Regions from separate parts of the Homo sapiens genome. Here region 1 is linked to region 2. A link is a loop called in an ENCODE intact Hi-C map of the cell type or tissue named here. Cell type or tissue: psoas muscle. All regions are shown on one strand. Links, peaks and the distances in the headings refer to the core of each region. The heading gives the core; the rest is flanking DNA. Region 1 overlaps GHR (growth hormone receptor). Region 2 overlaps CCDC152 (coiled-coil domain containing 152).

Region 1 (8,000 bases), core at 1-8,000, 260 kb after region 2:
TTTCTCTTTATTTTATTTTCCTTGGGAAAGGCCCCCTTTGGTGAGCTATCAGACCAGTTCTCTCAGCTCCTTAACCACATATGTACCTCAGCAATGAAGCTGGGACAGGCTGAACTGACCAGCAATTCTCCTGGCTGCTGTCAGATGCTTACAAGAGTATTTGGAAGAAAGTATCAGAAAATGGATGCAAATCCAAGATCAAATGAGGTCAAGGTCCTGGATTCCTTGAATATGCCATTCTTTTTTGGCAGTGTATGAGGTCTAAAATAGCATTTCCCATCTGGACTAGTTACTCTCTGTTTGGCCCTCCTCCTATAGCATATCCATTCCAGGTCTTCCTCTGCTCTGCACTCAGGAGGCTGACTGCTGCGGGCTGACTCTCCAGGCTCAATGCTGGATAACTTCCTACTGGGTTTGAACAATGGAGATTAGAAGGTTGACAGAGAGGTCAGGGATGTCTTCCCCACATTCCTATGCTCTGGCCTAGCCTATGTCTCTCCAGAACTTTAGCTTCTGTCACAAGACCCCTCCTCCATGGCTCCGGCCCTCTCAGGACTAGAGTAACACGGTTTCCTTCTTCTGCAGCTCCAGGTCCAGAAGAGATAATAGCTTCTCATGGCAGCTAGGGTCCGAGTGACTCAGCATTCCTTGCTAGCTACTTTAATCCTACCCATACTTCTGTACATTTCCCCTTGAAGTCTCTTGAAACTTCTGAGTTAGATTGTGTGTCTTTCCAGGACCTGACTGATGTACACCATTTTGAATTCCACCATGTGTAATTTTACAATCGCACTTGAGTACTGAAGCTGCTAGTCCAGTGAACACCAGAGGAAGGAAATCAAATCCCAAGCATGTGTAATGTGATCATTCATTCATTCATTTAGTCTGGGTGAATATACTAACATTCATGTCTTGTTAAAAGTAGAGATAGGATTTCTTAATTTTAAAAACTTCAGAAAGGCCCATCAGGGCTCCAGCTCTGCAAATAGTTTTTTCAATAAAAGTTTCACTTCTTGAATCAAGGGATACTTACAACGACTAATGGTAACCTTCACTGAAATATTTTTCTATTAACTATGACCCTGAAACTGTAATCATTCTGACAACAAAGCTGATTTTATATCATAAACAATTATTCAACTAGTCATTAGATTATTTGGGAAGTTCTCCCAGCCTAATAAAAGCCTCTAAGATTCTGTGTCAGAGAAAGAAACATACAGGAAATGGGAAGAACTTTAATGTATTTTCATAAGTTTCCAACAGTAACAACTGACCCATTTGATAGCTAATTTGTGCTAAATGTCAATGGATTAGTAATATAATCTTATAATTTACCCAAGATTAGCAGTTTGGCTATAAAGAGTGAGGTCAAAGAATACTGCTGTTAATTTTCAATGAATTTGCTTAATAATCAACTGTTTATGACCACATCCTTGTTTTCTTGTAATGACCCAGACTTTCAGGATTTTGAAAGTCTGAGAAAAATCTGCTGTTAAATGTACTATGGTCAAGGTAAGATTTCTACAGGGAATATATAATTCTAATAGGCTCTTATCTAAAAGGATACGCTTGACCAGTGTCACTAGTGATGTCGACATCAAATAAACATCAACATTAAACTGAGGCTACTATATATTTTCATGTACTGGGTACATAGCCTATAAAGTCAGGCTAGAGGGACTAAAATATATTCCTGTTAAAAGTTAACAAATAGTGAATCTATCATTGATTCTAGAGACAGATCAAATATATTTTGCTATAAAAAATGGAAAGAACTAATGAATATATGTTAGAAACTTTTTAAATTTTTTGCTCCCAAGAAGTACGGTAGGGTGAGCATTGTTAAATAAAACAAACCTAAGTTCAAGTCCTGAATTTGCTTTTGTTAGTTCATTAATCTTGGTCATGTAAATTATCCTCTCTATGCTTCAACTTTACCATCAGAAATATAGAAAAAATATTTATTTCCCTTGGAAGACATCCTCATTAAATCATAAGAGGGTCCATCTCACTTAGAAAGGGCTTTTGGGAAAAAAATTCCACATTAAATATATTTATTAACTACATAATACTACATAATACATTCTGATTTCAGAAATATTAAACTGGATAAAATATGGCCTAGGATCTAGGAAACAAGACAAGGTTATCTGTCTCACTGAGTATGCAGCATGGAGTAAATAACATAATGTCAAGAACACACCACGGCTCGTGGCTCCAGAGCAAGTCCTAAATAAATATTGATGTTTTATTGCTATTGTAAATATCACTAACAAGAAGGGGAAGCAAACATCAAATACTTATTCAATACATTTTGGTTCAAAATACCATGGAATTTGGGAGATAAATTGTAGAACCTCTGTTCCTTTCACTTTATAGGTAATATGCATGAATGGTATGATAAAGTTAAGTGACTTACCAAAACTAAATAATTGTAGAATCAAGATTATAACCCAGACCTTCTAATTATATGTCCAATAAATAATAATAATATAATAAGTGCTTACTATGAGCACGCATTATACTGGTTGCTTTGTATATAAATATTATCAAGTCATCACAGCAATCCAATGTGACAATGTAATAGGTACTATTATCCCATTTTACATAACAGGAAGCTGAGGCCCACACAGGATAAGCGAAATCTCACAAAAGCAATCTCTTGCTTCTGACTCAAACCCAAGTCTACCTACCTCAGTGGACTCTTTCCACTGAGCTAATGTCTCCTTCCTGGATTTGTACTTGTTCCTTCTTGGATTGCTTTACTGATTGAAGTCTTATCTTTCTAACAAATGTATTAATTTCACAAGCACAGATATAATGTTACCTATTTTTTTTTTTGAACATGCATGGCACAGGGCTGGGCATTGTGTACGTGCTCAAAAAATGTTTGCTGAGTGTATGATAACTTTTTTAAAAAAAATTACTTGTAAAAGCAAAAAAAAAATAAACACTTAAGCAGCAAAATGCGCAAAAAATTGCTCAAGTAATGACTTGGACTGGGCTCAAACAGAAATTCTCCTCAGTTTAAGAAATAGAATTCAACCATATTCTCTGCTGATCCTAAGCCAGTACTGCTTTCTCTAACAGTCAACAGTTCAAAGTATAATAGATTTAAAATAAAAGTAAATTATAAGGCAAAAAAAGAAAGAAAGAAAAAAAAAAAAAAACAGTCAACAGCTCCCAACATGCATGTTTAACAACTCCGAAGACAGGGCAAGCCTAAGAGGCACGTAGTTAAAATCTGACCTGTCCTTGAAAACAGGGGAGCCACTTTCCACTGGTACATGTGACTTTGTTTAAGGTTAAGCATTCAAAAATCTGGAGCAATTCTTAGCCCTGGGCTAATAGGGCTAGCTGATGCCTCTCTTCTTTTCACATTTAAAGAGAAAGAAGCCCCTCTTGAGATAATGAAGAGATCCAGAATATAAGGTAAGACTCTTTTGGAAAAGTGCTATGATTGAGGTTTCAGCATTCTTGCCTTAGCTTGGAAAAGACTTCATACCTTTACTTTTATTTTATTTTATTTTATTTTGAGACGGAATCTCGCTCCGTTCTCAGGCTGGAGTGCAGTGGTGCGATCTCGGCTCACTGCAACCTCCGCCTCCTGGGTTCAAGCGATTCTCCTGCCTCAGCCTCCCGAGTAGCTGGGACTACAGGTGTGCACCACCACTCCCAGCTAATTTTTGTATTTTTAGTAGAGATGGGGTTTCATCATGTTGGCCAGGATGATCTCAATCTCCTGACCTCGTGATCTACCCACCTCGGCCTCCCAAAGTGCTGGGATTACAGGCGTGAGCCACGGTGCCTGGCCAAGACTTCATACCTTTAGAACAACATACTGCTTATACTGAAGACTGAGGTAGAAGATCATTATGAGGGATGTGAAGGCAACGTAAAGCCAGGAAAGATGGGATTTACCTACACTCAACTCTTCTGCATTTCCTGCTTGACACTGTCCCCATTTCTTTCTTCCTGCCTGGCCTAGCAAGCTCCCTTCTCATTAAAAATTGGGCATAAAATCAGGTAAACTGAACTAGGGCCTATAGTCAGTCAGAATGTGGTCATATCACTTCCCAACCCAAATTAATAATATTCAACCTGGGCAATGCATATAAACTATTGCTTCTTGAGTTTGATAAGCTTTGCAGGATAACTCCAAAAGAATAACATGTTCATTACAGCTATGCTCAAAGAAAAGACCATGTTGCTTATTACTAGGGCTATGGGTCTGACACTTTAAAAAAAATGTAAGAAATTTGCAGACCCATAATCCAATGTTATGGTTTATCCAATCAGTGCTATGGCCACAGTTTAATGCTTTCCCAAAGCTCCCCTCTTTTCTTTTATCCCAATCCCTTTCATTCTAAGCACATATAAGTCTGCTAAGAGTCCTAATCAGTTTCCTGTTGCAACTTTTATAACAGCCTCTGACATCTTCCCCCAGATATCCATAAGCCTCGTCCTTTTATGTCCTTCAGTTCTATTAAAAAAAAAGTCATCTAATTAGAGAGGCATTCCCTGACAATCTTATATAAAATATAAATTCCTTGGTCTGATCCTGCCCCACCTAGCCCCTTACCCTATTTTGTTTTTCCCCATGGCACTTATCTCTACCTGACATGATATATATTTGTTTAGAGGTGGTCTCCCTTCACAAAATGTAAGAAAGGACTCTGTTTTGTTCATTGTGGAATCTCTACCACCTATAATGGTGACACTCATAGCAGGCTCTTGATAAATATTTGTCAAATCCACCAACAGTCTTCAAAGCCATTCTTCATTCACATCATTGCTAAAAAGTAAAAGTATAGTTGACCACGGTTTAGGTAAAAATATCACATTTCTTTCAACCACTTCTAACCTTAAAATCCAGGATGAATTGCAGCCCCATGCCTTTCACCCATCCCAAACAAGTTTTGTTTTGTTTTGTCTTGTCTTGTTTTTGTTTCTTTAAGTGAATTGTGTGCTTATTTTACTAGCACATTCCATATTTTGACACTACCCATTTCTGAATGAGATCATCCTCTAAGTACAAAACAAGGTCAAAGGCATTTCCTAAAGTATTTCAATAACCTTCATAACATGCCAATACAAGGAATTTTTCCTTGTATTGCTCAGAAGGTTGAGCATAAGGAAGCGATTTGGAACATGCCAAGGGCAAAAGGAGCTCTATACCTGACCCTGGAGAGTTGTCTCAGAGACCCCGGTAATCAGAAACTAAAGTTAGCTGAGACACCACACCAGGTGGCAAGAGTACACCTTGTAATCAAAACTTGTACATACCAGTAGAACCTGCTGTACCTTTCTTTTAGTGATGTCCTCATCTCCCAGTTAAACACTGAACCTGATAATTTTCCTGCCTTGCTCCTTCTCCTTTAGATCAACAGCTAGCCACATGGAGAAAACATAAATTATACATATGTATAAATTAATAAAAATAATTATTATTTTAATAAATATAATTATAATTAATAAATTAATAAAAATAATAAAATATATTTTAAATATATATATACATAAAGACATTTTGAGTTTAAAATGTACAATTAGTGGTTTTCTCCAATTAGTAAAAGAAATTTGGATGCAGAGATGGCCATCCTGTGCCAACAGGATGACTTTGGTCCCATTGCCTTAATTATAAACTAGATGGAGATGACAGTGCTTCATGAGGGTATGAGAGAGAGCGTGAGAATATTTTTCTGACTAAAGAACAAATCACTTATTTAAGCCATTATTCCTTTCAAGTTCCAACCATAATTTATTTAGTAGGCATAATTTCTAAATATGATTAGGCAAATTAATGGAAATTTACCAGTCACAATTGACTGATATTACACAGTCATGTGTTATAAAGAGCAAACAAACATAAGATTCTGGATCCTAAAGCAGAAGGCACATAGAGGGTATCCTTAATTTTTTAAGCCTTCAATTTGAAAAATATTTTTTATTTTTTCTCTGCTTTGTCTTACTTATGCCTAAAACCTTGAACATTGCCATAAGAACATAATTTTAAACATTTTACTCAGTAATAGTTATATGTTCTGTGCCTATATCATTGAAGATCCCAGGGGCTGAATCACTGAGGTTTATCATAGCAATTTGTGCTGCAAATTCCACTTTCTGGACCTCAGTGCCTTGTCCTTTAAAACAAGAAAAGTGGACATGAAGAGCTGAGGTCCCTCTCTGCTCTATGAATCCCTAACTCCCACCCACGGAGTTTTTATATGTGAGCACCAATGGGCAAGCAAAACTCTGAAAGAAGTCTGGATGTGTACTGTAAAGGAGGGATATGAATGGGCTGGATGATGACCCGCACTTCTAGACTAGTTTATTTAATTGCAATTAACACAATACATGAACAAAGCTGCTGTGAGGCTTAGCAAAAACACCATTTGTCAAGCATGGTGATTATAGGATCTTTCTCTAACCATTTTGGCAGTATAGTTTGTGGAAGAGCTTATTTTCAAAATTCTTCCATCTCTAGGGCACTTTTTGCCTCTGGGAGGAAAAACACTTTTGTGTTTAAAAATCTGGCTACTTTTCTTAGTCTAGAGTAGTGTTTCTCACCAGGAAGATTTTCTCCCCAGGTGACATTACAGCAATGTATACAGATATTTTTGGTTGTCATGAGTTGAGGGGAAGGAAGTCACTAGCATCTAGTGGGTAGAGACCAGAGATGCTGCTAAACATCCTAAAATGCACAGGGTAGCCCCAAGAACAAAGAATTATCTGGCCCAAAATGTCAACAGTGCATAGATTGAGATACCTTACTCTAGAGAAAGAAGCTTTAGATTGGAGGTAGCTGGGCCAAGTCCATGTTAAACAAATAAGAATAGAAGTTTAGGGGACAATCTTTGTCTTTGGGGTCTCATAGACACTCTTAATATCATTTAGGGCCTAATGACATTGATGTAATGATAAAAAAAAAAGCTAATTTAAATGCAGGTAGAACTAAATACACTTCCTTGGATTCTCTTTTCTGGATATGTTTTAAAGTAAGCATGACAGCTTGACACTTCTTTATAATCATTATTGAACACTTGAATATGATTGAACCTACCGGAGCAATACTACTGGATTTAGTCTTATTTCAACCCAGGTCCTTGCAGTCAACCACAGATTTCATTATGGTCAGTACTAAGTTAACACCCTCCTCCTAGCATTGTCTCAGTGCCAGGAACCAAATTTTTACTGCAGAACCTGATGCATCTTAGGTGCAAACACCTGTGACAGTCTTTAAAGATGGAGTATTAACTCTGTGGCCCAGCTTCCAGATAATGAGCCAGTGTAGAAGATGAACTCAAGCAATTGAATACTCACCACTTTAAACTTCCTCACTTTTTAGTTGTTTTCATTGTAAGTTATTCTAAAACGTACCTCACACATCTTTGTCTTTTGCAACAGATAATACTGAACTTAATTTAATCATTTCTTAATGGTTTTAGGATGTCATTGTTACGGATGTCAGCTGTCAACCTGTGCAAGTGTTTCATGCAGGCAAACAAAATCAGTGGTTCAAGCAGAGTGTTTACTTCATTTGTTCTTGTGGCCTTAGTAGGCCAGCTAGTAAGTGATGCTTACTATTTTGAGTTCTCTGTCTTCACAGTGACCAAAGAGGCATAAGCATTTCCCCAAGAAGCAGAAAATAATCATGAAGGTCTGACATGCACTCTCCCATCATTTTATATGCTGTATATTCTCTAAGTGTGAAAAAATCAGATTTTCACATGATTTTGGTATTATATAACATTAAGTGCTATGTGTCACCCTCTGTAGAGCTAAGTGTTTGCCCCACAGTATTGATTTTATCCTCGTAACAACCCTGTTAAGTAAGTACAAGTATTTATCTTCATTTTACAGATAGAGGAGGCTGAGGCCAAGAAATACTGAGTCATTTGCCTGAAGGGCAGAACCCAGATTTAAACCCAGGTGATCTGGCCCCAGAGCTTTGTTTTAACCGCAGCTACAGAAGCTGCAAAATAATAATCCATGGGCTG
Region 2 (16,255 bases), core at 8,192-16,191:
AGAGATGAGGAAGTTAGCATAATGAACCTCTCAAAGAGCAGAGGGAACTGACATTTATTTAGCATCTTTTATGCTTTTTACACGCTGTTCATGTGTTCTACAACTGCTGTCACTACACTGTTCCTACAGGAGATAAGGAAAAGTAGCAGAGGGTATGGTGGCTCCTGGGAGAGAAATAATTTGTGATCCACATGAAATGCCCCCTGTATTGGAATGGTGTAATGATTACCCAAATCATAAAGAGTATAGATTCATTTACATTATAATAAGAAAGTTCACAAGTAGTAACAAATAGAGTTTACTAGAGTAAAACCTCTATTAACATAATTGAAAATTATGTAGCAAAATAACTGCATCTCTTTTTGGTAGAAAGAAAAAGTAATGCAAGTTATTTGTTAGTACATTATATTTTGTAAAAAAAAAAAACTCTTAAAACTAGTATTGCTTTGAAAACAAATTGTCATTTACTAAAGATTTTGGCATATATACGTATATCTCCACACACACACACACCCACAAACATTTGGCTGTGTTTATTAATTTAAAAACCTCTTTTTTTTTCCTAATTTGAAAAGATAAATCTCCACAGGGACTTGACTGAATAGAATGATACATAAACTCACCTGTTCATGAGACTTTAACTTCTCTTTTATAAGATCAGCACTTATTTTTAGTTGTTCATTTTCACCTGTGTAAGAATAATCAAAGAACATCATAATATATAGCACTTTTCAATTAATATGAAAATATGTTCAACATTTTAGCTTCCATTATGTATGCATTCAACAAACATGCATCCAGCAGCTGCTACACTTCAGGCACCATGCTAGACACTGAGAATATGAAAGTGAAAAGAGTTACTGCTCTTCAAAGAACTTACAGCCTAGTGCTGAGTCAAATGTGTTAGTAGTTATAATATGCTATGATAATTGCTCTTTAATGGCAGTATATCTGAAATACTACAGGAACCTGTAAAAAGAAAACCTAGGGCAGCTTGAAGTCAGGAAAGGATTTAGAGAAGAGAAGCTACTTGAGACGAGATTTAAGTGATAGGCTTACCCCATGTTAAGAGAGAGCATTCTAAATGCAGAAAATCGCACAGAAGACCATGGGCTTGAGTGAATATAGCTTGGAAAAACTACAATTCACGTACGGTATTGTTGAAGTGTAAAGTGTGAGCAGGAGATGCTATATAGGTTGGGATCCTATCACTAGGTAGACATATTCTACATATTCTAGATGAACAATTTTGGATTTTGGTTTTAGAGGTTACAGGGAGTCATCAAAGAATTTTGAATAGTGCAGAAGTGAAATAATGAGAGTTACATGCTAAAACGATTATCTGGCAATGTGGATGATGAATGAGAGGGTTTTGACCCTAGAGGAATGGAGATCAGTAACTATAGGTCAAGTAAGAGATAACAGGAACCTAAATTACGTCAGCGGCAGTATGGAAAAAAGGAAGCAATGAGGAGAATTATTATTTAGATGATAGAATTACCTAGGAATTTAGTGACCCTTTAGATAGAGGAGGCAAAAGAGAAAGGGGGAGCCTTTTCTTTTTAGGTTTTTGGTTTGGGTAACTGAAAACAATACCTTAATATTTTTAACAAATTTTAAAAACCCTGTGGTTAATTTTGATTACTAAACATCCAGGTCGGTTTAAAACTGTAATTTCCTATTTGATTGAAAGTTTTCATGATCCTTATCACTGGCTAGATCAGTGGCTGTAAAGAGTCAATAGAAGTGGGAAAGAAGTCTTAGTTTCCTCCTTAGTTGCTCTTCCCTGTCTTTCCTCTGGGTCATCTCTTGGGGGGTGGAGACAGGAAATGAGGAGAGGTAAAAAATTCTCTATTTAACTTCGAGGTTCCAGTCCTTTAGGTGGTTGTAGCAAATATATGCAGTCTGGACTCACTCCAACATTTGGCGACTTTTTAGCAGATGTCACTAGAATATGGAAATATGTAGCTATTTTGTTGTTAATTGTGGCATGTGCCCTAGTCACTAATTCCTGGTAAACAGGAAAAGCCTCAATAGACATCCTATTACAATTTCCCCTCTACAACCTTAACTATAAACACAACCAAGAAGTAGTTAAACAAAACAACAAATCAGTAAAGATTTTTGACATTATCTGAATAATGCTTTTAGGAAGGTTTGTTTTGTGGTATAGTAAAGTTGAGAGGAGCCTTGGAAATAGAGTCCACTTATGAAACTATTGCAGAGGTATTAAACCACAGTATTAAAATTAAAACCTTGACTATAAACAAAACTAAGAATTAGCTAAACAAAACAATGACAAATCAGTAAAGATTTTTGACATTATCTGAACAATGCTTTAGGAAGGTTTGTTCTGTAGTACAGTAACATTGAAAGGAGCCTTGGAAATAGGGTCCACATATAAAACTTGCAGAGGCATTATATCAAAGTATTAAAATTAAGTAAAGATCTAAAATCTATTAGTTTTCAAAGGTTGTGATGAGAAACCGATAGGAAAAGTGTTACACTTTTAAGGGTCATATTTAATACAAATCTTAATTCTGATGATGGTTTCAGTTTGTCAGATTGTGTCTTTCAAGAAATTAGTCCATTTCACATAGGCTATCAAATATTTGAGTTGAGCACAGAGTTGTTCAGAGTATTCCTTTATTATCTTCTTCTTCTTCTTTTTTTTTTTTATATTGAGATGAAGTCTTGCTCTTGTCCCCCAGGCTGGAGTGCGATGGCGCGATCTTAGCTCCCTGCAACCTCCCCCTCCTGGGTTCAAGCTATTTTCCTGCCTCGGCCCCCGAGTAGCTGGGATTACAGGCACACACCACCATGCCCGGCTAATTTTTGTATTTTTGGTAGAGATGGGGTTTCACCATGTTGGCCAGGCTGGTCTCCTTTATTATCCTCTTAATGAACATGACATTTGTAGTGATGTCCTTTCTTTCATTTCTGATATTATTAACTTGAGTAATCTCTCCTATTTCCTTAGTTCATCTGGCTACAGACTTGTCAATTTTATTGATCTTTTCAAAAAAACAGCTTTTAGTTTCATTGCTCTCTATTGATTTCTTGTTTTCAATTTTATTAATTTCTGCTTTATTTTTGTTATTTCTTTTTTTTACTTATTTTGGATTTAATTTGTTCTCCTTTTTCTTATTTCCTAAAGTGGAAGCTTAAATTAATTTTAGTTTTTTGTTGTCTTCTCATATGCACATTTAACGCTATAAATATCTCTTTAAGCACTGTGGTTTTTGCAGCATTTCACAAATTTTAATAAATTGTATTTTTATTTAGTTCAAAATATTTTAAATTTTCTGTTGATATTTGTTTTTTGACCACTGTATTATTTAAAAGTGTTCTTTAATCTGCATATATTTTGAGATTTTTCATCTACCTTTCTGTTTTTGATGTCTACTTTAATTCCATTGTGGCCTGACAGCAGACATTGTATGACTTCTGGTCTTTCAAATTTGCTAAGGTGTGTTTTATAAACCACAATGGGATCTATCTTGGTGAGTATTCATTAAGTTTGAGGAGAATGTGTATTCTGCTGTTGTTGGATGAAATAGTCTATAGATGTCCATTATAGTCAATTGATTGATGTTATTGTTGATTTCAACTGTGTCCTTACTGATTTTCTGATAGAAGAATGTTGAAATCTTCAACTACAATAGTGGACTCATCTATTTCTCCTTGCAGTTCTATAAATCTTTGACTCACATATTTTTGATGCCTTTGCTAGATGCATAAATAAAACAATTTTATGTCTTCTTGGAGAATTAACCCTTTTATCATTATGTAATACCCCTTTTTATCCTGGATAATTTTTCATGCTCTAAAAATCTGCTGTTTGAAATGAAGATAGCTACTCCAGTGTTCTTAGTGTTAGCACGGCATATCTTTCTCCAGCCCTTAGCTTTTAATCTATATGTGCCTTTATATTTAAAGTAGACTTTTTTTGTAGAAAGATATAGTTGGGTAATGTTTTTTGATCCGCTCTGATAATCTCTGTCTTGTAAACTGTATTAGGCTATTGATTTTCAAAGTGATTTTTGATAAAGTTGGATTAATATCTACCGTATTTGTTACTCTTTTCTATTCATAGACCTTGTTCTTTGATCCTATTTTTGTCTTCTATTCTTTTTCTGCCTTTTATGGTTTTGAGTATTTCACGTGATTCCATTTTCTCTTCTTTCTTAGCAAATCCATTATACTTCTAATTTTAGTTTTTTTTTTTTTTTAGTGATTGTCCTAGAATTTGCAATATACATTTACAATGAATTCAGGTCCACTTTCAAATCCATTATACCGCTTCTCAGGTAGTACAAGTACTTTATACTAAAGTATTCATAATTCCTTCCTCTCATTCCTTATGTCATTGATGTCATGCATTTCACTTATGCATAAGCTATAATTACTTAATAATACATTGTTGCTATAATTTTGAATAAATTGTTACCTGTTAGATCAATTGAGAATAAGAAAAATAAAAGTTTTTATTTTACCTTCACTTATTCCTTCTCTAATGTTCTTCCTTTCTATGTAGATCCAAGTTTCTGGCCTATATCATTTTGCTTCTCTCCTCTTTCATCATTTCCTGCAAGGCTGGTATACTTGCAACAAATACCCTCAATTTTTGTCTAAGAAAGTCTTTATTTCTACTTTCTGGACAATAATTTTGCAGGATGCAGAATTATTGGTTGGTGTTTTATTCTATCTCTCTCAGCACTTTAAAATATTTCACTCTACTCCTTTACTGTTTGCATGGTTCCTGAGAAGAAGCTGGGTATAATTCCTATCTTTGGTCCTCTATAGGTAAATAATTTTCCTCACTTGTTTCAAAATTTTTTCTTTGTTTTTTATTTTCTACAGTTTGAATATGACATGCCTATGGGTAGTTTTTTGAGCATTTACCCTGCTTGGTGTTCACTGAGCTTCCTGGATCTGTGGTTTGGTATCTGATATTAATTAGGGGAAATTCTCAGTCATTATTGCTTCTGATGTTTCTTCTGTTCCTTTCTTTCTTTATTTTTCTTCTGATATTCCCATTAAGTGTTTGTTACAGCTTTCGTAGTTATTACACTGTTTTTGAATATTTTGTTACTTTTTTCCTAGTCTTTTTTTTTTTTCTGAAATTTCAGTTTCGGAAGTTTCTATTGACATATTCTCAAGCTCAGAGAATCTTTCCTGAAACTGAGAAATTATTTTCATTAGGCTATGTCTAGTCTACTAATGAGTCCAACAAAGGCATTCTTCATTTGTGTTACACTGTTTAGAGCCTTTAGCATATTAACTGTAGTTTTTTAAAATTTCTGGTCTAATAATTCCAATATCCCTGCCATTTCTGTGTCTGGTTTTGATGCTTTCTCTGTCTCTTCAAACTGCCTATTTTTTTTCTTTTAGTGTGCCTTGTAATTTTTTGTACAAAGCTCAAGACCAAGTACCAGTAAAAACGCCTAAGGTGTTGCAGAAGGAGAAGTATTCTATAGTCCTATGATTAGGTCTCAGTCTTTCAGTAAGCCTGTGTCTTTGGACTGTGAGTTACCCACATGCTTCTTAGTCCCTCTCCCCTTTGGTGAGATGGGATGGCTAGAATGGGCTAGAGTTGGGAAGGCTAGGGGGAGCTGAAATAGGATATTTTCCTCCCCTAAGGCAGCTTATCCTCGGCTAAAACCCCAGTAGTTTAGGCTCAGATAAAATAGCTTCTTTCAAGTCAGGCTTTGTTAAGAACAGAAGCTGTGGATTATTTCAAAATGGTTACTTTTCTTCTCCTCCAGCCAACAACATGAGGGAATTTTTCTCATATCTTAACTGTGAGATCTTAGTAGAGCTCTCACAGGTAAAACTTACAAAACTATAGGGGCTCTCCTATGGGATTGGGTCCCCTGAAATTTTTAATCTCTTAGATTTGACTACAATGAGCCATCTGCAATTCATCAAAATTACATTTTAGGGTTTCCTAGCCTGACAAACAGGGAGGTTTCTGCTCTTGTTAAGTTGTGATTCTCTGAGTCTGCCTCCCTGTCTCCAATTTTAGATGCATCAGTTTGTCCTGCGACCTCAGTTCTCTGATCAAAAGTCTAAGAATTGTTGATTTTTCAGTTTGCTCAATGTTTTACTTGTTGTTAGCAGGGCGTGACAACTTCTGAGATCCTTATATGTTTTACCAGAAAGATGAGGTACGTTTGAAGGATTTTCATTAAAGTTAGAATTCTATTTCCAAGTTTTATGTGCAAGTGAGAATACTTAAAAGGGACACATTTTCAGCCCTGAAGTTGCTTAATGGTGGAACCATTTCTAAAGATACAATGGTTTTTCCATAAATTAATTTTCCAAAATCAGTTAATTGGCCACTGTTGGCTGACATTTTTTCAAGTCTAACAGACTTTCACTACTTTTTAACTTAATATGCCTGATAAAGAGCTTGTATGGGGGTAGGAGAAGTGACAGCTCTGATACTTTCTTATTGTTGGCTTGTGCTTGCATTATTGTAATTATTATTGTCCTCAATATATGTTTTATTTTTTAAAACTACTTGTCCATTTTGAAAGGATTAGTTTGATTAGAACTAGCTAATTTTATCTATCAATCCTCTTATCCAGAAACATATAAACTGTACTACATGGCCATACACTGAAACTAGGGGAAAAAGTAAACATGCAATTGTTCAGTTTTAGAACTCCCATTCTCCTCAGAGAAAGAACCTTGTGTATCATGCGTGACATATAATTAACTTATAGATAGAAAAAGGAATATTATCCCAGTTATTAAATTTTTGTAAGATGACTGGCTTTGAATTTTCAGATGAAAATAAAGATAAATAAGAATTGCAATTTTTTTCTACATCTCATTGAATTATCTTTTACATAATCCATAAGTCCCTACTGAAAAGATTCATTGATAAGACTAAAGGAAGGTAGCATTTCTCTCATTGTAACTGAAAAGTCTCTTAAACCCAAAGGGTAATTGATTAATCAGCTCAATAATGTTACCAAAAAACCAGATCCTTTTAGTTTACTTTTCTTGCTATCCTCCAAAATCATCCTGCTGGCATGATTTTTAGACTAGAAACAAGAAATCTGAAACAATTTTAGGCATTATATACAGTCTTATAACAACCAGAAGAACATAGTCCATCTCTTGGGAGAGAGGAAAATTATTCCAAAAGAACTCCCTTGGAGCTTGGATGCGATCAGCTTCCCCTGAGGCATATGGTTAAGTGAATGAAGGGTGAATGTCTGAAAAAGAAAAACCGTTTCCTGTTAAGGAGAGAAAAGAGCTATTGGAAAGGAAACCACTGGGTAGCTTAAATAAGCAGATTAATCATACTATCTTGGCAATCAATTGGATGAAAATGGTCAAATATAGATAGTTCTTATCTATTACCTTGCTCAATCAAGGCTTGTAAAAGCATTGGGAAAGTGAACTCAATGAGTCATCATTTATTTGCAAGAGACATCATACAATATTCATTTTTAAGAATGGCTATTTTTTTTTTTTTTTTTGAGACGGAGTCTCGTTCTGCAGCCAGGCTGGAGTGCAGCGGTGCGATCTCGGCTCACTGCAACCTCCAACTCCCTGGTTCAAGTGATTTTCCTGCCTTAGCCTCTCGAGTAGCTGGGATTACAGGCATGTGCCACCACGCCCAGCAAATTTTTGTATTTTTTTTTAGTAGAGGCGGGGTTTCACCATGTTGGCCAGGATATGGATTACAGGCGTGAGCCACAGCGCCCGGCCAAGAAAGGCTATTTTAAAACTTGTACTTGCCTTGTACTGGATCTTAAAGAGAAAGTTTTCTGTTTTCTCCCATTGATTATGATGTTAGCTGTGAGCTTTTCATCTATGGCCTTTATTGTGTTAAGGCAAGATCCTTCCATGCCTATTATCTTCTCTATCTATGCCTATTTCATGAGAGTTTTAATCATGAGTGGATGTTGAATTTTGTCAAATGTTTTTTCTGTATCTATTGAGGTGTTCATGTGTTTTTTTCTATTCATTTTGATAATAAATAGAAAACACATGGTGTATCACATTGATTGATCTGTGTATACAGAACCATACTTGCATCCCAGGGATAAATCCCACTTGGTTAGGATATATGATCTTTTTAATGGGCTGTTGAATTTTATTTGATAGTATTTTATTGAAGATTTTTGAGTCTGTGTTTATCAGGGATATTGGGATGTAATTTTCTTTCCTTGCAGTGTCTTTGTCTGATTTTGGTGTCCGGGTGATGCTGGCCTCATAGGATGAGTTTGGAAGTGTTCCCTTTGCTTTTATTTTTTGAAAGAGTTTAAGAAAAAGCGGTATTACTTTTTCTTTGAGTGTTTAATAGAATTCCCATGAAGCCACCTCATCCTGGGCTTTTCTTTGGTGGGAGATTTTTGATTATTTACTCAATCTCCTTATTTGTCATTGGTGTGTTCCGACTATTTCTGACTCAGTTTTGGCAGGTTGTATATTCTTAGGTATTTGACTATTTCTTCTAGGTTATCCAGTTTGGTGGCATATAGTTGCTCTTAATAGTCCCTTATTATCCTCCTCACGCCCCCTAGGATTTCAGTTGTATCGTCTTCTCTTTCATTTCTGCTTTTATATATTGACATCTTTCTTTTTTTTTCAGTGTAGCCAAGCATTTGTCAATTTAGTTTATTTTTTCAAAAAAAACAAACTCCTAGTTTTGTTAAATTTTCTGTTGTTTTTTATTTTCTATTTGATTGATTTATCCTATAATCTTCATTATTTCTTTCCTTTGAGTACCTTTGGGCTTAATTTGTTGTTCTTTTTCTAGTTCCTTGAGGTGTAAAGATAGATTACTTATTGGATATATATATATTTTTTCCTTTTAAATTTAGGCTTTACAGCCATAAACTTCCCCATTAAAATGTCTTCTGCTGTATCCTATAGGTTTTGGTATGTTGTGTTTTCATTTGTCTCAGATACTTTAAAAATTCCTTTGGTTTATTCTTTGACTCAATGATTGTTCAGGAGTGTGTTTAGCATTTTTGCCTCTTCTTTTCAACATAGTGTTGGAAATCTTAGAGCAATTAGGAAAGAGAAAGACATAAAGGGCATCCAAATCAGAACAGAAGAAAATTATCCATATTCGCAGATGACATGACTATATACTTAGAAAACCTATTAGAACTAATAAACAGATTCAGTAAAGTTGCAGTATACAAAATCAACATATAAAAATCGATCACATTTCTATATACAAATTACAAAATATCTGGAAAGGAAATTAAGAAACAATCCTATACATAATGGCAATAAAAATACTTAAGAATTAACCAAAGAAGGTGAGAATCTTGTACACCAAAGAAGGTGAGAATCTTGTACACTGAAAGTAATAAAACATTGATGAAGGAAATGAAAGAAGACACAGATAAATAGATTAGAAGAATATTATTAAAATGTCCATACTATCTAAAATGATCTGCATATTTAATGCAATCGCTATCAAAATGCCAATGACATTCTTTACAGAAGTAGACAAAACAATCTTAAAATCCATATGGAAACACAAAAGACCTCAAATAGCCCAAGCAATCTTGAGTAAAAAGAACAAACCTGGAGCCACTGCACTACCTAATTTCAAAATATATTATAGAGCTACAATAATCAGAACAGTACAGCACTGTTAAAAAAAAAAAGACATGTAGATTATGGAACAGAATAGAGAACCCAGCTGGGTGTGGTATTTTAGTCACAAGGAAGGGAAAAGTTGTTTTGAGCCCTGGCATTGAAATAGGAGCATGAGTGCCCCTTTTTAACACTCCAAATTACAGGAATCACATATAAGATCAATATTTTATCTCACATATATAAGGTGCTTGTTTTAAAATAAAGGCAGAGGTCTAAGATGAGAAATGCTTATTTGATGTGAGTTTTATGTGGAAGGGGCCTTTAAGGCAATTTAGTCTAATCTCTGATATAGTAGAAGAAAATCTCACAGCCATCACAGCTGAGTCAGAACAGCACAAAATACTTGGTCTGTTTTGTGAATGGTAGGCCTGTTTGATTAACATGATTGTTACAGATAAGATAAGCTGAATGTGTTGACTTCACTTGCACAAATATAGTCTTAGTCTATGACAAAAAAATTAAATGGTAAACTATCACTGTGGTTTAAATAAAAAATTATGGTTTAACTAGTAATATCCACTCTTCAAAACTGAACACAAGATTATTAAAGACCAAGAATGCTACTGAGAATAAATAGAGTTCTAAATTTTTGAAGGTAATAACTATATGACCTATGTAAAACATCCCTTTATGTCACTATCAGATAGAACATGACTGAATTGTTCTGTTCAGGATAACATTTCTTATTTCATAATCATCTAGGAAAGTATTTTTAAGTAGTAAGGAGTCCTCTTTTAGCTGACAAATTGAAATTTATTATCAACCATGTAAAAACTTCCTATTTTTAAAGGTGCTCAAATACACAATGCTTTTTTAGATTTTACTTTTTTTTCTAACTTACCTTTCAAATTCTGTTGATATTCAATGGTCTGTTGTAGCCCTTTTATTATATTATGAAGAGTAGCACATTCTGAAATATAAAAGATAAATTTATTTTAAAATCCCTTGCTTTCATTTTGGAATTATTCTCTCAGTTGAAATTATTAAAATAAAATAATATTTAAGCCAGGCATGGTGATGTGTGCCTTGTAGTCCTATTGACTCAAGAGGCTGAGGCAGGAGGATCACTTGAACCCAAGAGTTCAAGGCTGCAGGGGGCTATGCTCATGCCATTGCACTCCAGCCTGAGTGACAGAGCAAGACCCTGTCTCTAAAAATAATAATAATAATATTTAATTTGAAATTACAAGATATTAATAAAGCAGCCAAGCACCTTAAATAAAATTATATAAAGGAAAAATATAATTTTTTTTTTTTTTGAGACAGAGTCTTGCCCTGTCGTCCAGGCTGAAGTGCAGTGGCACGATGTCGGCTCACGCAACCTCCGCCTCCCAGGCTCAAGTAATTCTCCTGCCTCAGCCTCCTGAGCAGCTGGGATCACAGGCACGCGTCACCATGTCTGGCTAGTTTTTGTATATTTTTGTAGAGACGGCGTTTCACCATGTTGGCCATGCGGTCTCGAACTCCTGACCTCAAGTAATCCACCTGCCTCAGGTGATCCACCCCCCTTGGTCTCCTAAAATGCTGGGACTATAGGTGTGAGCCTTTACTTTTAACTCACTCATTAAGCCAAATGAATTTCAAAACTTGGTAATGACTTTCCTAAAGCACAGAATAGTATGGGTCCTACCATGTGCCTAAGCAATCTCTGCCCTAAGTAGTAAGGCACACCTGCATATATCTGGGGAACTATAAGAAGTATGTCCATGCAAATCTTCCAGGAAAGAACATCCTAAGGAAAGGGAGTCAAATTATATTGTTTTGGTATAAGACAATGTGTGGTACAATTGTGTGGTATAAGACAATGCTTTTCTTACTCTATCTTCCAGTCTATCCTCTTAGTACTTAGGCTTGAGTCTTAGACCAAGAGATTAGCAATAAAAGGAGTAAAAACTCAGTAAGTAGTGTTCCAAGGCTTCAGCAACTGTGCTGCCAATGGCTGCTGACATAATAGAAGATAGAAGTTTCATTGCAAATATTAGAGCCTTGACATGCGCATTCAAGCCTTGACTATAATATTGGTAGCCACCAGCAACAGCCAAGATGGACAGCAATAGTAGTGGTAATTTCATTACTTTAGAAATCCACTTGGCTATTAGGGCTACAACAGCAGAGACTGTTTTGTTTTGCTTACTATTGATTCCTACTGTTTAGGACACTTGTGGTCCATAGTAGGCAATCCACAAATATTTGTTCAGTGATTATTGGGTTGATAGGTAATATCACAGTAAGCTGAAGCAGATAAGGGGTAAGTAGGGAATCTCTGGTATGAAAATAACATATGTTTTGTCGACTGAATGAAAGAACCAATACTGTGAAGGGAGAATTCAAAACTTTTCACCTTTTAATTAGAGATTCTGCACTCAGTCTCATGTACTTTTTCAACTATGCTGATAGAAATGAGAGTATTTTGCAGAAGTTTAAAGCTTTGTGATGCTATAAGGTGCTATTGTGGCTCTTCACTCCTCCCTGCTCTCCCTACCATCCCCACCATCTACTCAAAGTTCCCCTCATCCTCCATTTTCTCTATCCTGCTATTTCCCAGTAAGAGAATAACGGTTAAATTACATTTGACAGAAATTAGCTGAGAATCTGCTTCATGAGTGTCACTGTGCTAACTGATAGAATTCAAAAATTAAAGAGGCATAGACAGACTCTGCCATCACTTGTCTTTGTGCCTTTTAGAATAATGAATCCAGTGATTCATAGAATATAGTAGCTGAAGTTACTTCAGTAATCCGTAAATTGAGAACAGAACCCTGCAACTGAATGTTTCAAAAATGTGTATTTTCAAAACTTAAACACAAGGTGGCTCTCTCACCACATTTTTCTACAATGGAGCATAGATAAATTCTTCACGAGAATACCATTCACTAATTTTGAACAATGGCTTTTAATTCTCTTTGCAAAATTTAATCCACACTGTTTGTTGTTGTTGTTGTTGTTGGACTTTACTGTGTAAGTTGAAAATGCTGGCCTATTAAATTCTTCCTAAAAACCAGAGGTCAGAATATTAAGCTATTTCTTATACTGTATAATTTAGTAAATCAATAATCATTTTGAGCTCAAATGTGGGCTCTAAGATTAACCAAAAATATGAATATTAATATGTATTTCATACAATAGTTGCAAATATTAAAAGCAATTATACATGTAAAGAGTTTCCTGCAGTACTTGATTCTCAATACTAATATTATTACTATCTTTAACTGGCAAATAAATTATTTATCTGTCTGGCATCAAATGCAGAAAATAAAATGTCCATATATCATTCTTTGTTGTTGAATAAATTTGATCATGTGTAGTTTGCCCCTCCTTCCTAAGTGAATTATTACACACTTGGCTCCATAAGTTGTCATTCTTATGACAACTTATGCTTTTTGCTAAGTACTATCCAGCAGAAAGGACATTAGATTTAGAACAAATAAAATTGTATTTCTTAAAAATAATTTTTGTGGTTACATAGTAGGTGTATATATTTATGGGGTACATGAGATGTTTTGATAAAGGCATGCAATGTGAAATAAGCACATCATGGAGAATGGCGTATCTATCCCCTCAAGCATTTATCAACTGAGTTATAAACAATCCAGTTACACTCTTTAAGTTACTTTAAAATGTACAATTAAGTTATTATTGACTGTAGTCACCTTACTGTGCTAACGAATAGTAGGTCTTATTCATTCTTTCTATTTTTTTATACTCATTAACCAACCCCACCTCCCTTCCAGCCCCCCACTACCCTTCCCAGCCTCTGGTAACCATCCTTCTACTCTCTATGTCCATGAGTTTAATTGTTTTGACTTTTAGATCCCATAAATGAGAACATATGATGTTTGTCTTTCTGTGCCTGGCTTATTTCACTTAACATAATGATCTCCACTTCCATCTATGTTGTTGCAAATGGCAGGATCTCATTCATTTTTATGGTTGAATAATACTACATTGTGTATAAGTACCACATTTTCTTTATTCATTCATCTGTTGATGAACACTTAGGTTTCTTCCAAATCTTGGCTATTGTAATCAGTGCTGCAACAAAGAGTGCAGATCTCTCTTTAACATACTGATTTCCTTTCTTCTGTGTATATACCCAGCAGTGGGATTGCTGGGTCCTATGGTAGCTCTATTTTCATTTTTTCAAAGAGCCTCCAGGCTGTTCTTCATAGTGATTGTACTAATTTCCCTTCCCATCAACAGTGTACGAGGGTTCCCTTCTCTCCACATCCTCACCAGCATTTGTTATTGCCTGTCTTTTGGATATAAGCCATTGTAACTGGGATGAGATGAGATTTCATTATAGTTTTGATTTGCATTTCTCTGATGATCAATGATGTTGAGCACCTTTTCATATGCCTGTTTACCATTTGTATGTCTTCTTCTGAGAAATGTCTATTCAAATCTTTTGCCCATTTTTGGATTGGATTATTAGATTTTTTTCCTATAGGGGTGTTTGAGCTCCTTACATATTCTAGTTATTAATCCCTTGTCAGAGGGGTAGTTTGCAAATATTTTTTCCCATTCTGTGGGTTGTCTCTTCACTTTGTTAATTGTATCCTGTGCTGTGCAGAAGCTTTTAAACTTGATGTGATCCCATTTGTCTGTGTTTGCTTTGGTTGCTTGTGCTTGTGGGTTATTGCTCAATAAATCTTTGCCCAGACCAATGTCCTGGAGAATCTCCCTGATGTCTTCTTGTAACAGTTTCATAGTTTGAAGTCTTAGATTTAAGTTTTTAATCCATTTTGATTTTATTTTTGTATATGGTGAGAGACAGGAATCTAGTTTCATTCTTCTGCATATGAATATCCAGTTTTCCCAGCACCAGTTATTGAAGACTGTCTTTTCCCCAGTGTATGTTCTTGGCACCTTTGTCAAAAATGAGCTCACTATAGATGTGTGGATTTGTTCATGGGTTCTCTATTCTATTACATTGGTCTATGTGTCTGTTTTTATGCCAGTATCATACTGTTTTGCTTACTGTAGCTCTGTAGTATAATTTGAAGTCAGGTAATATGATTCCTCCAGTTTTTTTCATTTGCTTAGGACAGCTTTGGCTATTCTGGGTCTTTTGTGGTTCAATACAAATTTTCAGATTGTTTTTTCTATTTCTTTGAAGAATGTCACTGGTATTTTGATAGGCATTGCATTGAATCTGTAGATTCCTTTGAGTAGTACGGGGATTGTAACAATATTGATTCTTCCAATCCAAGAACATGGAATATTTTTCCATTTTTTGGTGTCCTCTTCAATTTCTTTCATCAGTGTTTTACAGTTTTCATTATAGAGATCTTTCACTTGTTGGTTAATTCCTAGGTATTCAATTTTATTTGTAGCTATTGTAAATGGGATTACTTTTTAAATTTCTATTTTAGGTTGTTCACTGTTGGCATATAAAAATGTTACAGAGTTTTGTATGTTGATTTTGTATTCTGCAACTCTACTGAAGTTGTTTATTCTAATAGTTTTCTTGTTGAGTCTTTAGGTTTTTCCAAATGTAAGTCCATATCATCTGCAAACAAGAATAATTTGACTTCTTCCTTTCCAATTTGGATGCCCTTTATATCTTTCTCTTGTCTGATTGCTCTAGCTAGGACTTCCAGTACTATGTTGAATAACAGTGGTGACAGTGGACATTCTTGTCATGTTCCAGATCTTAGAGGAGAGGCTTTCAGTTTTTCCCCATTCAGTATGGTACTAGCTTTGGGTCTGTCATATATTGCTTTTATTATGTTGAGTTATGTTTCTTCTATCTCAGTTTTTTGAGGGTTTTTATCATGAAGGAATGTTGAATTTTATCAAATCCTTTTTCAGCATCAATTGAAATGGTCATATAATTTTTAGCCTTCATTCTGTTGATATGATGTAACACATTGGTTGATTTGCATATGTTGAAGCATCCTTGCATCCAAGGGATGAATCCCACTTGGTCATGATGAAAGATCTTTCTAATGTATTGTTGAATTTGGTTTGCTAGTACTTTGAGGATTTTTACATCAGTATTCATCAGAGATATTAGCCTGTAGTTATTTTTTTTTATGTGTCTTTGTCTGATTTTGGTATCAGGGTAATATCAGCCTTGTAGAATGAGTGTGGAAGTATTCCCTCCTCCTCCTCCTCTGTTTTTCAGAACAGTTTGAGTAGGATTGGTATTATTTCTTCTTCAAATGTTTGAATATACAAGCAAGTCTCCTCCCTCAATCTCCCGAGTAACTGGGATTACAGGCGCCTGCCACCATGCCCGGCTAATTTTTGTATTTTTAGTAGAGACGGGGTTTCACCATCTTGGCCAGTCTGGTCTTGAACTCCTGACCTCGTGATCCACCCTCCTCGGCCTCCAAAAGTGCTGGGATTACAGGTGTGAGCCACCATGCCTGGTCGAAATTTAGTTAATAATAGTGGATCAATTGGCACATCTGCTGTAACAAATGTACCATACTAATGCAAGATATTAGTAATAGGGAAGTGGTGGGGTGAGAGAGTATACGGAAACTCTCTGTACTTTCACTCAATTTTTTTCTGTAAACCTAAAACTGCTCCAAAAAGTTTATTAATTTTTAGAGTCAAAAGTACAAATCCTTTCTTTGATTGTTTCTATATGCTGTGTCATACACTTAGA

Evidence for each region. A loop is a pair of places that touch in the nucleus more often than their neighbours do. Peaks named below come from ENCODE experiments on the same cell type or tissue, not always from the same donor. Only the 100,000 strongest peaks of a DNase experiment are listed, where the experiment ranks them.
Region 1: it touches region 2 in a loop (2.4-fold over the local background); 13 of 110 quality-filtered maps call a loop at or near these places.

What each region holds. Positions count from the first base shown.
Region 1 is chr5:42,500,293-42,508,292 of GRCh38, reverse strand. The region is part of intron 1 of GHR (growth hormone receptor); the gene reads right to left. Among named protein-coding and RNA genes, the nearest start is that of GHR, 81 kb to the right of the region's middle. In psoas muscle, for the core only: no CTCF peak of the experiment used is centred there; no DNase peak of the experiment used is centred there; H3K27ac peaks cover 6,020 bases.
Region 2 is chr5:42,763,891-42,780,145 of GRCh38, reverse strand. It overlaps CCDC152 (coiled-coil domain containing 152), which reads right to left. Exons shown (of 9, transcript NM_001134848.2): 4 at 10,481-10,549; 5 at 624-688. Among named protein-coding and RNA genes, the nearest start is that of CCDC152, 15 kb to the right of the region's middle. In psoas muscle, for the core only: a CTCF peak has its summit at 12,440 (motif pointing right); no DNase peak of the experiment used is centred there.